Regions from separate parts of the Homo sapiens genome. Here regions 1 and 2 are each linked to region 3. A link is a loop called in an ENCODE intact Hi-C map of the cell type or tissue named here. Cell type or tissue: dorsolateral prefrontal cortex. All regions are shown on one strand.

Region 1 (5,000 bases), 190 kb before region 3:
AAGAGGAGACGTGACGTGGTGGGCTGAGGTTAATCAGGGAAGGTTTCCTGGGGGAGGTGATCCTTGAACTGGCTCCCGGGGAACATTCAGAGCATGATTGGTAGACAGAAGGGTGCAGAGGCGCCCAGGGGAGTACATTGCCCCGTGCAAAGCAGGGGCATTGGGGACTGTCTTGAGACCCTGAGGGGGTCAAGCCCCTCCTTCCCCAGCTGCCCCTCCTTCTAGAACCTCTGCACATCTAGCCTCTGGCCCTCCTCTTCACTGCCTCCACCTGCTCCCGCTTGCCATCCCTGTCTCCTCCATCCTGGCTGTGCAGTAGGAATTCCAGGCTCCTCCCTGTGTCTTTGCTGTTCTTCAGACTCCATTTATAGAGAATGAGGGCTGATAACAGGAATACAGTGGCAAAGACTAGACTGTGGAAAGGGTTCCAGAAATCTTTTTTCTTTTTTAATTAAAAAAAATATTTGCAGAGATGAGCTCTTGCTATGTTGCCCAGGCTGGTCTCAAACTCCTGGGCTCAAGCGATCCTCCCATCTCAGCCTCCCAGAGTGCTGGGATTACAGGTGTGAGCTACTGCGCCCAGCCCCAGAAATCTCAGTGCTGTTTGGAGCTCCATTTCTCATTTGATGACTTGCTCTGCGTGGGGAGGTGGGGTCTCATTCCCCCAACTTCCTCAGGGAGGACCCCTGCCCTCCGCTGCTCCTCTGTCCTGCTAGCCTTCCTCCAGGAAGCACACTGGGTGCAGATAATCAGGACATTCCAGAGATCCCCAATTTAAGAGGGTCATTTCCATCTCAGGGGACTCCCGGATGGGTGTTTCCGCTCTCAATAGCCCCTCTTGTTTTACCAGGAAAGATCCAGTTAAATCACCCACTGAGGTGACAGCTCATTAGCGGGGAGAGAGATGGAGCATCGAGTGACACTGGGCCATCCAGGCGGCTCTGCTCCCACCAGACAGGAGCTAGGCCTCACTGGCAGGGGGGCTGCCCACAGCCTTTTCAGGGGCTCGCTTGGCGGGTGACGGGGCCGCAGCCAGGCCTTCTCTCCCTGCCCCTTGGTGACCCCGTGGCTTCCTGTCTGCTGGCCTCTCCTGCTACTTATCACTTCACCACGAACTCTCTGCCTGAGACTGGGGAAGTAAGCGGGTATCTTCTCAGTGAGCATAGGTTGGGGACTGTGATCTTGAGAAGCCATGGGCCAGCAATACCTGCTTTTCTGAAGCCCCCAAGGAGGGCTCTGACATTCTTTTTAAAAACACCACAAAGCAAAATTCCCAGGACATGTGTAGTTTTGTTTGTTCAGTATCCCACAACTTAAGGCTGGGAGATGGAACTCTTGGTTAAGGTCGATTTTTCTGTCTGGCTTCTCCGCACCTTCCACTTGCTCTCTGGATCAGGCAGATATAAACTTTCTAGCGCATTTTGAGAGAGGGCTTTCTTGGGTGAGGGAGCATGGCAAAGTCGGTTTCTCTCTGGACTGTTTACACTTCAAGGCGGTGGATTTAGAGGAATCCTGGCTTTCATTTTCAATGCCAGTCTGAGACATGTTCCCAAGCCGGGGCTCTTGTTCACACCACTTACTCTGGCCACCAACAACAACCCAGGCCAGACAGAGCATCTCTTTTTTTTTTTTTTGAGACAGAGTCTCTGTCGCCCAGGCTGGAGCCCAGTGGCGAGATCTTGGCTCACTACAACCTCCACCTCCCGGGTTCAGGCAATTCTCGTGCCTAAGCCTCCCGAGTAGCTGCGACTACAGGCGCCGGCCAGCATGCCTGTCTAATTTTTGTATTTTAGTAGAGACAGGGTTTCACCATGTTGCCCAGGCTGGTCTCGAACTCCTGAGCTCAGGCAGTCTACCCACCTCAGCCTCCCAAAGTGCTGGGATTACAGGCGTGAGCCACCGCGCCCAGCCAGAACATCTGTTTTTACACCCAGAGAGCGCCCCTCGTTAGGACAGAACCACGGTGCCCAGAGCCAGGAAGCCGCCCTCCTGGCGCCCAGCATCTGAGCTTCTACACGTGATGGGCGGGCTCAGGAGAGGACAGGGAGTCGTGGTGGAAGTTCCACAGCTGGCCGCGTGGGGGGGCCCTTGCACCGCACTGCCGCCTCCTGACTGCCCCTATCCCCGCAGCCCCTGTGCCGGATTTCATTTCCCTCCTCTCTCCCAGGGTACCTGGCCCCAGCACTCTCCCATCTGTTCTTCAGGAACCGACTCCTCTCCAGTTGCAACACCAGGGAGAAAGGGGCCTCCACATGCCCAAGTACCCCTGCAGGATGAAGGGCAGGCCGGCCCTTGATGTGCCATTTCTGAATAATAGTCACTGCCGCCGAGTCTAGGATGTCCTGTTCTAACTCAGCCCTGCCTCGGATGCACCACCGATCTGTGCAGAGTGGGTGTGGGAGTGTGGGTGAGGGTCGAAATGCCAAAGGTCTACTTTCCAGAATCAAGTGCCTTCTGCAAATCATGTTGGAAAAGTCCAAACCTGGAGATGTCCCTGTGCCTCCGCCCCTACCCACCCCTTTTCCTTCAGCTGTGTTAGGAAGGAGAAGTTTTCAGAACCCTCTAGGCTGGTGGCTTTCAAACTTCAGACCATGATCTGCAGCAAGAAACGTGCCTTCCATCATAAATCAGTCCATTTGTTTACAACTGTGTTCCAAGCAGGTTTCATAAAGAAATTCTTAACCTTAGAACCTCGGATATCCTCTATGTTTTAGTTTTCATTTTTTTAAAATGCTTCTTAAAATTCACTAAATTGGGCTAGGTGTGGCTCATGCCTGTAATCCCAGCACTATGGGAGGCTGAGGTGAGAGGATCACTTGAGCCCAGAAGGTTGAAACCAGCCTGGGCAACATAGTGAGACCCCATCTCTACAAAAAGTTTTAAAACCAGGTATGGTGGTGCCCTCCTGTGGTCCCAGCTACTCGGGAGTCTGAGGTGGGAGGATCACCTGAGCCCAGGAGACTGAGGCTGCAGTAAGGTGTGATTGCACTATTGCTCTCTAGCCTGGAAAACAGAGTGAGACCCTATCTCAAAAAAAAAAAAAAAAAAAAAGGAAAGAGTGATGACAACAGCCCAGGGAGCAGCCCCGCTCAGAACCCAAGTCCCAAGTTCCAGCACTGTGTTCCCAGGCAGGCTGTTTGCCTCTTCCTGGTCTGGAAGCCCTTGGGTCCTATGGTGGCGGCAGCTCCCACAGTCCAGGTTCCCTGGTGGGGACCAATGATTCCATCCGCATGGAAGCCCACGTGTGCACTTAGGGGCCCATAAATGGCAGAAGGGCCCCTCCTTTGGGAGACCTTGTCAGTCAGCATCTCTAGGGCAACCGTGATTGCCATTTGTAGAGGGGAAGGAATCAAGGGACTTTAAGCTAGATCAAAATCTGGGGACAAATTCTCCTGCTAACTGCAAGTTAAAATAGGCCCTTCTTACTGAATTTCCCTGTTTGTTTCTCTGCAGACAATGCTTTAGCCCTACTCTTGGGCCCCCAAGTTAGCAGAGTAATCAAAGCTTCCTACCGTTTGGCCTACTATTCCAGACTAGTCCCTCGAGGGGTTCCCTTCCAAAATATGCAGGGCTCAGGCTCCCAATTCCGGGCCTGTCTGCTTTGCTTGTGTTTCTCCTGTCCCTGTTCTCCCGGAGGGCCCAGGTGGAACTCACGACAGGGAGGGAGACGCTTCCCAAAAACCTGCAGGGCTATTTCCCAGAATTTGGTTTTCAAGTACAAAACTTTTTGTCCTGTAAGATATATGCAGCCTCACAGAAGCAGCCTCTGCCTCCACTTTACCAGCTACGTTTTTATCTTAAGCACATGGGGCTCCCTTAGAACTTACTCCACTGATTTAAAAAAAAAAAACTGCCTGGCAGCATCTCAGTGTCAGAGTGAGCACGGCACAGGAAAGGCCCGTGGTGACGAGGGTGAGGTGGCCACAGTGACCGGACGACAAATGAGACTCTGCAAATGAGACTCCAGAGGGTGAAGATCTGCGGTCTCCAGACATCATAGGCCATGTGACCCACTAGGGGCCGCTTACCCCTGGCCGTCCGCTGGCTGAACTGAACGCATTCCCTCTCTCCGCAACTCTCCCGTGAGGCTGCACCCGTGTGGGTAGCACTGGAAGCGGCACTGTTTGCATTGTACATAGGAAGGAAGGAAGTTCTTCCAGCCTCACCAGCACCTGGCAGCGAGTCAGAGCCTGTGAGGGCATCCGAAGCAGTGATGCAGTGTCAACCTCCCAGCTGGTGCCACTCTGCCCTCGGGGGCTCCAAGCATTGTAACTCAGTCATGGGAGCTGCCTCTTTGGAAGTGCAGATTTATTCCTGTAATAATCCTGCCTGCTTTTACCTCTCGTCCACTGACCAGCAAGTGTGAGTCCCGGTGTCAGTCGGCACAGTCCAGTGTCCATCTGCATTTGCTCATGCAGAGGGGGTGAGTTGGGCACTCCCTGTTGTTGGTTTTCCTTTTGCAGCACACTGGGCAGTCTCCCTATAAAACAAAAACCCCACCTTCTGTGCCTTCTGCTTTAGAGCAGAGCTCCCCCTCCCATTTCCTCAGTCTTCCCTGCAAAATCTGTCCACCGGGGAAGGCAGCAGGAACCCTGGGCAGCGGGTGTTCTGGGAAGGCTAGTGACAGCAGATGTCATCCAGGAACAGCCACACACGGTTCTCCAGGCCGCCGTCAGCAGCTCAAGGTGGGGTATGAGTGAGAAGCTGAGGATCTCGCAGCTTGTTGCTGAGCAAGGTGCAACCGGGCTCATGCTGTCATCAGCACAAGACGGGATGGCAAGGGCTTTCAGACGCATTTCCAAGAGTCCAGCAAGCCAGGGGGAAGATGATCCCTTTGCCGAAGTGTACCCTCTAGCCAACTTTTGGGAGCGCTTCTGTTTGCAAAGCGCTGGGGATGTGCCTGTCTCTGTGTGACCCACGAACGGGAAGGGAGAGCACTGGAGTAATGACACTTCTGCTGCTGCTTTGATTCTCAAGGCTGATCTTTAAAACCCTCGCCT
Region 2 (5,000 bases), 68 kb before region 3:
CAGTGCTGCTACACACGTTATGTGGGTGTGCCAGGGAGTGCAGGGTGTGCTGGCATCTCCCTGTGTGTCCAGGCCAGTGTGGAGCTTCCTGCTCCAGGCCCCAGGCACAGGCCCAAGTCTCCACACTCACCCACATGCTCTCAATCGATTAGTTTACATCTACACCGAGAATGGCGCCCTGGTGGGTGAGATACCCTCGTGCAGTACACAACCTGAATACCTGTTCAAGGCAGCCCCGCACCACCTTCCCTCCCTTCCCCATTCGGATGGAGTCTCGTGAACAAAAGTCCTGGCTGCTCTTTGGGTCAGTAGAGTCTTCATTTCGGCCTCTCATATGGGTGCGGGGAGCCACAGGGGACAGTGGGTGAGCAGAAGAAGGAGATTTACACACAACGAAGAGGATTCTGTAAGATGGAACCGGCTGAAGGTGGGGAATAGGGCCGTGGGGTGGATATGACTCAGCACACCGTATGTGCCCTACAGATGGGGTGGAGCTTCTGGTTTCATTACGACTGACCAGGGGACCAGGTCCCTGCCATGCAGGCCTCTAATCCAGTGCTCCGGCCCATCCTGGAAGGGAGGCTTCCCGAGTGGGACCTGGTAACACCACGCTGACTCCCTGATCCACAGCCCTGAGGCTCTCCAAACCCTGCCCCCCATGTCACAGAGAGCAGGGCCCTTGAGGGCCAAGCCAGAGGAAAACGGGGGCCACGGGCTGACCCTCGGAGGGCCAACGCCAGCACAGCACATCCCGAGAAGCCCCTGAGCCCCTCCCCCGCTCAACAACAGCCAGGAAGACGCAGGCGTCCTTCTGTCGGGATCTCTGCTGACCTTCTTTATCTAAATGGCTTATTTATTTGTTATTTATTTTGAGACAGAGTCTCGCTCTGTTGCCCAGACTGTAGTGGTGCAATCTCAGCTCGCTGCAACCTCTACCTCCTAGGTTCAAGCGATTGTCCCATCTCAGCCTCCCGAGTAGCTGGGACTACAGGGGTGTGCCACCACACCTAGCTAATTTTTGTATTTTTAGTAGAGTCAAGGTTTTGCCATGTTGGCCAGGCTTGTCTTGAACTCCTAACCTCAGGTGATCCACCCACCTCAGCCTCCCAAAGTGCTGGGATTACACGTATGAGCCACTGCACCCAGCCTAAATGGAATCTTTAGATCCGAATACTCGGTAAGGAATTCCCAAAATCACACCAAGCAGATCTGCAATGGGGAGGGGCCATCCCGCCAGTCCCCAGCTCAGGACAGGGCTCTTCAGATGGAGGGGTGCCTGCAGGCCTTCATGAAAGGGGCTATCCACACTGGAGGCTTTTCTCCTTCCCTTCACTCTCTCCCCTTACACCAACAGTGCACAAAGCAAGAAGAAAATGCCTCTCTGCCCAAGTATTCAATAGTACTGATGTTAGAAGAGGAGCGAGTGAAAGCCTCCTGTGGCCCCAGCTTCTACCCACGTCGTGACACAGAGACTGATCACCAGGCCAGGTGTCCCCTCACCTGTGGGGGCCGTGGAACCAGCTTTGCTGCGCCCCCAGCTTCCTGCCCCACCAAATGTCTCCCCGTCCCAGCTGCGAGGAGGGGAGTCGGAGAAAATACTGGGAGATGCAAGTGGGTTACGAAACAAGGAAGGGCGAAGAAAAGAAGGGAAGACCAGCCGTTCATCCCTCCTCCCCAGGGACAGGAATGGAGGGAAGAATGGGGGTGAAGATGGCCCCTCTAGAAAGGACCAGGACCAGGGCAGGACCAAACCGGCAGGTCTCTTGACTTGTTGCCAACCCTCCCTTCCCCAACACACGGGAAGAGCTAAAACAGAAGCAGAAGGGAAGAATGAAGAAGAGACCAGAGCATTTCAATACACAGGCCTGAGCATTTTACATTTGAAAATGATGGGGGCCGGGCGCAGTGGCTCACGCCTGTAATCCCAGAACTCTGGGAGGCCGAGGCCAGTGGATCACTTAAGGTCAAGGGTTCGAGACCAGCCTGGCCAACATGGGGAAACCCCATCTCTACTAAAAATACAAAAAAAAATTAGCCGGGCATGGTGGCACACACCTGTAATCCCAGTTACTTGGGAGGGCTGAGGCACAAGAATCGCTTGAACCCAAGAGACAGAGGTTACAGTGAGCCGAGATTGCACCACTGCACTCCAGCCTGGGTGACAAAGTGAGACTCTGTCTCAAAAAAAAAAAAGAAAAGAAAATGAAAATGATAGGAAAATCTGTGAGTCAAAGAACAGGGAGAGTAGTTTGACCTTGCACAGCTGGCAGGCAGGGACTGGAGGAAAAATCAAAAGACTCCAGGCTATTCCATAAACCAGCTCCGAAAGCCCCACGCAAAGCCCCCCAGAACACTCCACCTCATTTAATGCTGACAGCACTCCTACGAGGTTGCAGTTCTGTCCTCTTTTTTATAGAGGGGGAAACTGAGGCACAAAAGGGGAAAGGTTTGACCAAAGCGTGACTCACAGCTGTCAGGAGGCAGGGCCAGGGTTCAGACAGAGACTGTTCTGACTCCGAGCCATGCCTTGTCCCCTCAGCCTCTCTGTGCCCCGCGCTGCCTGGCACTGTGTTAGCTCAAGACGTATTTATTCAATGCACGATCTGGAATAAACAAAGCCCTCCCAGCTCGCACATCAGCCACTCAAACAAGCATTTGTTGAGGATGTTGAGGGTGACAAAGGCAGCGTTTGGCCAGCCGCTCTGACTTCCTGGGCCTCCAGGCCGTCCAGGCACAAGCTGATCTGAGAGGAGACAAAAGGGAGACGTCCACAGACAGGATAAGTGTCGAGTGCCCCACTCTGCTGCACCCCTGGGGAAGCTCAGAGGCTGGGGTTTTAGATTTGGGCGTGGCACTTGCTGAATATCTCCTAAGGCCTGGGTAATCTGCTAACATCCGAAGTCCCACTAGAGCCTCTCAAAAAAGGGGAGCAAGTCCCCTTTTTACAGCAGGAGAAGCTGAGGCCCAGAGGGTTCAAGGGCGGTCCAGGGTCACATAGCCTGATTATGGTAGGCAGGGTTCCTCCAGAGCCTCCGTGGGGAGCATCTGGGGCCACAGTGCCTGAAGCTGGAAGGGCACACTTTGAAGCAGCAGCTTGGCCAGCCGGGGTGGAGCTGAGTCATCTGTCCCTGGGGAAGATTTATGGTGCTGAAGTCTTTGGGACCAGGTCGGGGGTGAGGACTAAATTCTGACCTTTTTTCTCTCTTGCCCAAATTCCTACCTAAGGGGCCTAGGGAGTGTGAAAGGAAAATAAATCTTGGGATCCCAAAATCACTAAGCTAAAGGGAAAAGTCAAGCTGGGAACTGCTTAGGGCAAACCTGCCTCCCACTCTATTCCTTAAAAAAAAAAGCTACTAAGATTAAAACAAAAAAAAAAACAAAAAACTAAATGGCCGGGCACGGTGGCTCACGCCTGTAATCCCAGCACTTCAGGAGGCTGAGGTGGGTGGATCACAAAGTCAGGAGATCGAGACCATCCTGGCTAACATGGTGGAACCCCATCTCTACTAAAAATACAAAAAATTAGCTGGGCGTGGTGGCGGGCACCTGTAGTCCCAGCTACTCGGGAGGCTGAGGCAGGAGAATGGTGTGAACCCAGGAGGCGGAGCTTGCAGTGAGCCGAGATCGCGCCACTGCACTCCAGCCTGGGCGACAGAGTGAGACTCCACCTCAAAAAAAAAAAAAAAAAAAAAGGCTACATACCTCCCTCACAATTTGTCCACAAGGAAATTCCTTGTGGACAAAGGACAGACCGAACTCAGTCATCCTCTGCTCACTGAGATCAATGCATATCTGATTGCCTCCTTTGGAAAAGCTCATCAGAAACTCAAAAGAATGCAACCATTTTTCTGTTAATCTACCTGTGACCTGCAAGCCCCCTCCCCACTTCGAATTGTCCCACCTTTCCAGACCAAACCAATGTACATCTTACATATATTGACTGATGTCTCATGTCTCCCTAAAGTGTATAAAACCAAGCTGTGCCCTGATCCCCTTGTATAATAAACATGTCATCAGGACCTCCTGAAGCTGTGTCACAGGCGTGTCCTAACCTTGGCAAAAGAAACTTCCTAAATTAAGACTTGTCTCAGGTACCCTTTGGTTTACAGAAGTCACACCCTAGAAACCGTAGAATCTCATCAGATGGGTTTTAGTTCACCTGATCTAATGTGGCTCACTTTTCAACCTGACTCCAACGTAACATCGCATGACAGATAAAGAAACAGATAAAGAAGGAAATCCGTCAAGCGTGATGACTCATGTCTGTAATCTCAGCACTTTGGGAGGCTGAGGCAAGAGGATCGCTTGAGCCCAGGAGTTCAAGACCAACCTGGGCAACATGGTGAAACCCTGTCTCTATAAAAAAAAATAAAATAAATAGCCAACATGGTGGTCCCAGCATGTCTGTAGTCCCAGCTACTCGGGGAGGCTGAGGTAGGAGGATGGCTTGAGCCTGGGAGGTGGAGGCTGCAGTGAGCCCTAATCACCCACTGCCCTCCAGCCTGAGTGGGGAAATTTGCATCTGTAAAGAATCTCTATTAACATAACTAAGTTTTTACCTCCTTCTAGGCCCTCCCAATCCTGAAGAGATTAACTGAGAGTCTTGCACATTTTAAGGATCTGAGTAGGAAACACTTGCCATCTACTGTCTCTAAGGGCACTCACCCAGGAGACTTTATTAGAAGCTTGGTCTCCACAACCCCTTACCTTGACCCAGACACTCCTTTCTACTGATTCCAGGTTTTTCGATAATATAACTCTTTCAACCAATTGCCAAGCAGAAAATCTTTGAATTCACCTGTGACCTGTAAGCCACGCCCCCACTGCCCCACACTCCCACCCTCCAAGTTGTCCACCTTCCTGGACTGAACCAATGCATACCTCACGTGTGTTGCTGATGCCTCTTATGTCTCCCTAAAACACAGAAAACCAAGCTGTAATCCAAACACCTTGGGCACAGGTTCTCAGGACCTCCTGGGCTATGTCCTGGTCTTGGTCCT
Region 3 (5,000 bases):
CACACACATACATACACATATGTGCACATATGCACACACATGCACACACACACACATACATTCTCAAAAGAGTCACAGAGCAGTTTGGTGGCACCAGAGAGATGCACTAGAACAAGCACACAGAGACGTGGAAAGGTTACTATTCACATGAACTTTCGAAAAAGCAATGCCAAGTGCCGCCAGAGGTGGACACAGCCCAGAGATGGAGGAGGGAGAGTGCGTGGGAGAGAGGTCCCAGGTCTGCAGGGCACGCCAGGCCTGAGGACACGTTCACAGATGTGCAGTGAGATGAGAAGGAACAGGACAGAGGTAGCAGGACTAAATGTAGTCCATCCAGTTAAAGGCCATCTGGTCGTCATCTATTCTGAGATTAAGTAATCCCATGGGAAGAGCTAAGCTCTCCTTGCTTTTATAAAATGAGCAGCGCAGCTTACAGAGAGGGCTCCAGGAGGAAGGACTAGGATGAGGAATGAGTTATTCTGCCTTCAACTCCGTCTCCTCCCCACAGCCCTCCCCCACTCCCACCGCCAAATGAAATCTCTGTTGTAAAAATGTCAAAGGACAAAAACTTGCTTAAACCATGCCAAAGGGCATGGTGTGCACAGAGGCCAGTGCCATTCGGGGCAGTGGTGGCCAAAACATGGATCCCCAGAGGACAAAGGGGCCAAGCTGAGCCTTAGAGACCCTCAAGGATGCAAGCGCTGCTTTTGAGGTCCAGGGACCCAGGCTGTTCCAGGAGTGGCCCGGGAACTCCTGCAACCAAAACACCTAGATTATGAGGCCTCCCGGGCTGCCCTGCCCGACGTCCATAGCTTCCTGGAGCGCATGGGTGGGAGGGCACAGTAGGGCCAGCCCCCTGTCCCTGGTGGCATCATCTACAGGGAGAGGTGCAGTGAGACCGGTCACCTTCAGGAAATTTACAAAAGACGCAGGCGCAAGAGCCAACAAAGGAGACTGCCTATGCGTGTGGACGCCCACACCTCCAGGCAGACACTAGGAGAAGGGCAACCCTGATTTGCATCCGTGTGACTTTAACACACATGAGCGCACATGTGCACTCACACCACACACTCAAACATGTGCACACACGTTCATAGGCACGTATATTTTGTGACATAACCCCCTACCCCTTAGTCACCCGGTCAGGGAATCAAGCTCCCTACCTTTCTGCTGAGGCACAAGAATTGCTTGAACCCAGGAGGCGGAGGTTGCAGTGAGCTGAGATTGCGCCACTGTACTCCAGCCTGGTCAACAGAGCAAGACTCCGTCTCCAAAAAAAAAAAAAAAAAAAAAAAATTTTAATTGATTAACTTCCTCTGCTAATCTCTGCTGTTGTAGGATTACAGTTTTTAAAAATTTCTTTGCTGTTATTTTGATGGAGTTTAGAGGAAGGGTTAAGTATATGCATTCATTTGCCGTTTCAAACCAAAACCCCTAAACCTCTGGCCTTTTAAAATGGAATTCCGGGCTGGGCACAGTGGCTCATGCCTGTAATCCCAGCGCTTTGGGAGGGCGAGGCAGGTGGATCACTTGAGGTCAGGAGTTTGAGACCAGCCTGGCCAACATGGTGAAACCCCATCTCTGGCTTCACCACTCAACCCACAGGGTTCCTGGGCTGGGCTCCCTCAAAAAATGCTCTGAGCAGCTTTCACTCATGACCCCCATGCACAGCGAGAGCTAGGGCCATGGAAATTCCGTGCCTGGACCAACCTCGTCTCGTGCAGCGTGGAAGAGGCGCGTAGCCCAGTGCTTGGGTTGGGAACCTCGTCATCGTCTCCTTCACGGTGATGAACAGCTACTGAGAAAGAAAAAAATGTCTTCACGCAGTTTCTTGGAATAGTAGCTGCACCCGCGATTAATAGAGTCTGTTTCGGTAGAAGTTTTTTAGAGAAAGGAAAACTGTCACCAGCTCCATTTTGTCAGGTTCATTTCTGAGGAATCTCTTGACCACCGCGGCTTCCAAGTGGGATCGATGTTGGACTTGCAAAAGGGGAAAATTATTTTTGACTCATAAACTGGAATGGAAGCCAAGGAAGAAACTCGGTTTGTGGCCTGCTGTTGCTAAATACAAAAATTGATTATTTTATGGAAGAAGAGCCATGGCCAGGTCAGCTGTTTTTCCCTCATAAAATCATTCAGCGACCCGATAGGAAACTGCAACGCCTGTGAGTCGTTTGCAGAGTGGTGCAGCTGTGAGAATTCTCCCTGGAAGGGCTGCCCGACCCCTCTCCTGAGCCTCTGAAACTCGGAAGCGAGGCCAGGATGGTGATAAAGGAGGAGTGTGGCGCCCTCTGGCGAGAGTGGGGCTGAGTCCCTCCCAGGAGCCCAGCCTGGGTGTCCCCCTGCTGTAAAGACCCCACGGCGCACAGCCTAAGGCTCAGAGCTTTGCACGGAGTCTGCCCCTTTGGGCAACATGGAGCTGATGTGGTTGCATGTTGGAAGACCTCATTTAGATTCCAGCCAAATTAGGAGAGAGGTGCTTATCCCAGCTGGAGATGCACAGGCGGGCAAAGGGCTGAGAGCAACCCAAAGCTGGAAGGCCAACGGGGCTTAGGCCTCCTGGCCCCAGGTGCTGCCCCGGGAAAAGAGGCCGTAACGCCATCCTACCCAGCCATCGCTGCAGCAGCAGGACCTGTCTCCAGGTTAAGACTGAGCAGACATCAGGCAGCCTCCAGGTTGGCCCAAGCATCTCTCATCTGGAATAAAAGTACTTGTCAAACATCATTATCCAGAATGTCAGGGAAAATAAAAATGAGTTCTAAGGCTTGTGAAAGAGATGGTCTTGGGACAACCCAACACCAGGACTTTTCCTCTGGGTCTGGTGGAAATATTTTGAAAGGCCAAAGAAGAGGGTTCTGTCCTTCCCAGGACCCGACTCAAGGCCTAAAGAAAGTTGTAGGGAGTTCTGGACACGGCACTAATGCTTCAAGAAATCTCTCCAAGCTCGGACTTACTTGCCTGATAATTCCAGGTCTCAGACTGAGCTTCTCATCCAAGGCTGGGTGATTTGATTCCCATAAATCACATCTATCGCTCTGTAGCATTGATAAGGGGCACTCTAGGCGTGAACCTGGAGCCACTGGGAATCAAGAAGGAATTCCTGTCTGTGCCATATGTGTGGTTCAGCGTGGGGGGGGGGTCCTTCCGAACTTTCTGCAGTTTCCTGGAGGGATGAGACACGGCCTCCATTGGGGATTGGGCAAGAATGACCTCCCTGTGCCCTGGCGCTCACACCTGGAGGTTGCTGGCCCACCCAGCCCCTGCAGAGGGTTTGAAGGTCCATGAGTCAGGTCTTGGAAGGCCCAGGGGGGAGCCTGAGAAAGAAATTCAGAAGATTCCATCATGACGTCATCAATCCCCCTGAAGATCTACAGGTTGCATTTACTCCCTGGCTTCAACGCACCACATTTTAGAGAGGTTTTTTGTTTTTTGTTTTCTTGAAGTACAAGAACACCAGTGATGAAACTTGAAAGCATCCTGTACTCATGGTGGATCAGGAAAATAAGAGTTTTCTTAGACTCAGAGTCTTGGTGGGAGTGTTGGTGGGGAGGGTCTGCCCTCTGAACGGGGACATGGTGAGGGGGACTGCACTGAAGCTGTGTCCCCAACTCCTTCCTCCACCGATGCTTCCGTTCCTCATCTCCAAAATGCCTACCGCTCTCACCCTTATCCACTTTTTTTAGTTTTACTTCCGTGGCACACAATTTTTTATTGAGTAGTAATTCACAGGCCCTACAATTGACCCTTTTAAACACACAGTGCTTTAGTATATTTACAGAGCTGTGCGACCATCAGGACAACCCATTTTTGAACATTTTTAGCCCTCCAAAAGAAACCCTACAACCGACCGGGCACAGTGGCTCATGCCTGTAATGCCAGCACTTTGGTAGGCCAAGGCAGAAGGATCAGCTGAGCTCAGGAGTTTAAGACCAGCCTGGGCAACATGGTGAAACCCCATCTCTACTGGAAAAAAAAAAACTACAAAAATTAGCCGGACATGGTGGCAGGTAGCTGTAGTCCCAGCTACCGGAGAAGCTGAGGTGGGAGGATTGCTTGAGCCTGGGAGGTCGAGGCTGCAGTGAGCCATGATCACACCGCTGCACTCCAGCCTGGGTGACCAAGTGAGACCCCGTCACAAAACAAAACAAAACAAAACAAAACAAAACAAAACAGAACAGAACAGAACCCCTGCAACCTGTAACCATCATTCCCCAATCCTACCCCAACACTCACCAGCCCTAGGAAACCACTAATCTACTTTTGAACTCCTGAACTTAAGTGATCCACCCACCTCAGCCTCCCAAAGTGCTGGGATTACAGGTGTGAGCCACCGTGCTCAGCTTTTTTTTGAAATGGAATCTCACTCTGTCCCCTAGGCTGGAGTGCAGTGGTGTGATCTCAGCTCACTGCAAACACTAACATACTTTCTATCTCTATGAATTTGCCTATTCTGGACTTTTTTTTTTTTTTTTTTTTTGATGGAGACAGAGTCTCACTCTGTCTCTGAGGGTTGGAGTGCAGTGGCATTATCTTGGCTCCCTGAAGCCTCAACCTCCGAGGCTCAAGTGATCCTCCCACCTCAGCCTCTTAAATAGCTGAGACTACAGGTATGCGACACCATGCCCACTTAATTTTGTTCATTTTTTATAAAAACAGGGTTTCGGTATATTGCCCAGGCTGGTCTCAAACACCTGGGCTGAAGGAATCCTCCCACCTCAGCCTCCCAAAGTGCTGGGATTCCAGGCGTGAGCCACAGAGCCCGGCCTGGACATTTTATATAAATGGAATCAGAGAACATGCTGTCTTTTGTGTCTGGCTTCTCTCAGTTGCCATAATGTTCTCCAGGCTCATCCACACTGTACCATATGCCAGTGCTTCTTTCCTTTTCATGGCTGAATAATTTTCCACTGTATGGACATAGAACATTTTAATTACCCATTCATCAACTGATGGACGTTTGGGTTTTTTCCACTTTTCAGCTTTTTTTTTTTTTTTTTTTT

Evidence for each region. Peaks named below come from ENCODE experiments on the same cell type or tissue, not always from the same donor. Only the 100,000 strongest peaks of a DNase experiment are listed, where the experiment ranks them.
Region 1: it touches region 3 in a loop (9-fold over the local background); 54 of 110 quality-filtered maps call a loop at or near these places.
Region 2: a loop joins it to region 3, with 10 times the contacts of the local background. A loop is called at or near these places in 22 of 110 quality-filtered maps.

Annotation. Positions count from the first base shown.
Region 1 is chr1:9,265,209-9,270,208 of GRCh38, forward strand. H6PD (hexose-6-phosphate dehydrogenase/glucose 1-dehydrogenase) reads left to right here. Exons shown (of 5, transcript NM_004285.4): 5 at 1-5,000. Among named protein-coding and RNA genes, the nearest start is that of SPSB1, 25 kb to the right of the region's middle. In dorsolateral prefrontal cortex, CTCF peaks have their summits at 2,084 and 2,291; a DNase peak (open chromatin) is centred at 2,073; H3K27ac peaks cover 681 bases.
Region 2 is chr1:9,385,903-9,390,902 of GRCh38, forward strand. No RefSeq gene overlaps it. Among named protein-coding and RNA genes, the nearest start is that of LINC02606, 41 kb to the right of the region's middle. RefSeq lists an enhancer at 1-555. In dorsolateral prefrontal cortex, no CTCF peak of the experiment used is centred here; DNase peaks (open chromatin) are centred at 2,679 and 3,067; H3K27ac peaks cover 4,481 bases.
Region 3 is chr1:9,453,671-9,458,670 of GRCh38, forward strand. No RefSeq gene overlaps it. Among named protein-coding and RNA genes, the nearest start is that of LINC02606, 27 kb to the left of the region's middle. In dorsolateral prefrontal cortex, CTCF peaks have their summits at 2,290 (motif pointing left) and 2,493; a DNase peak (open chromatin) is centred at 2,281.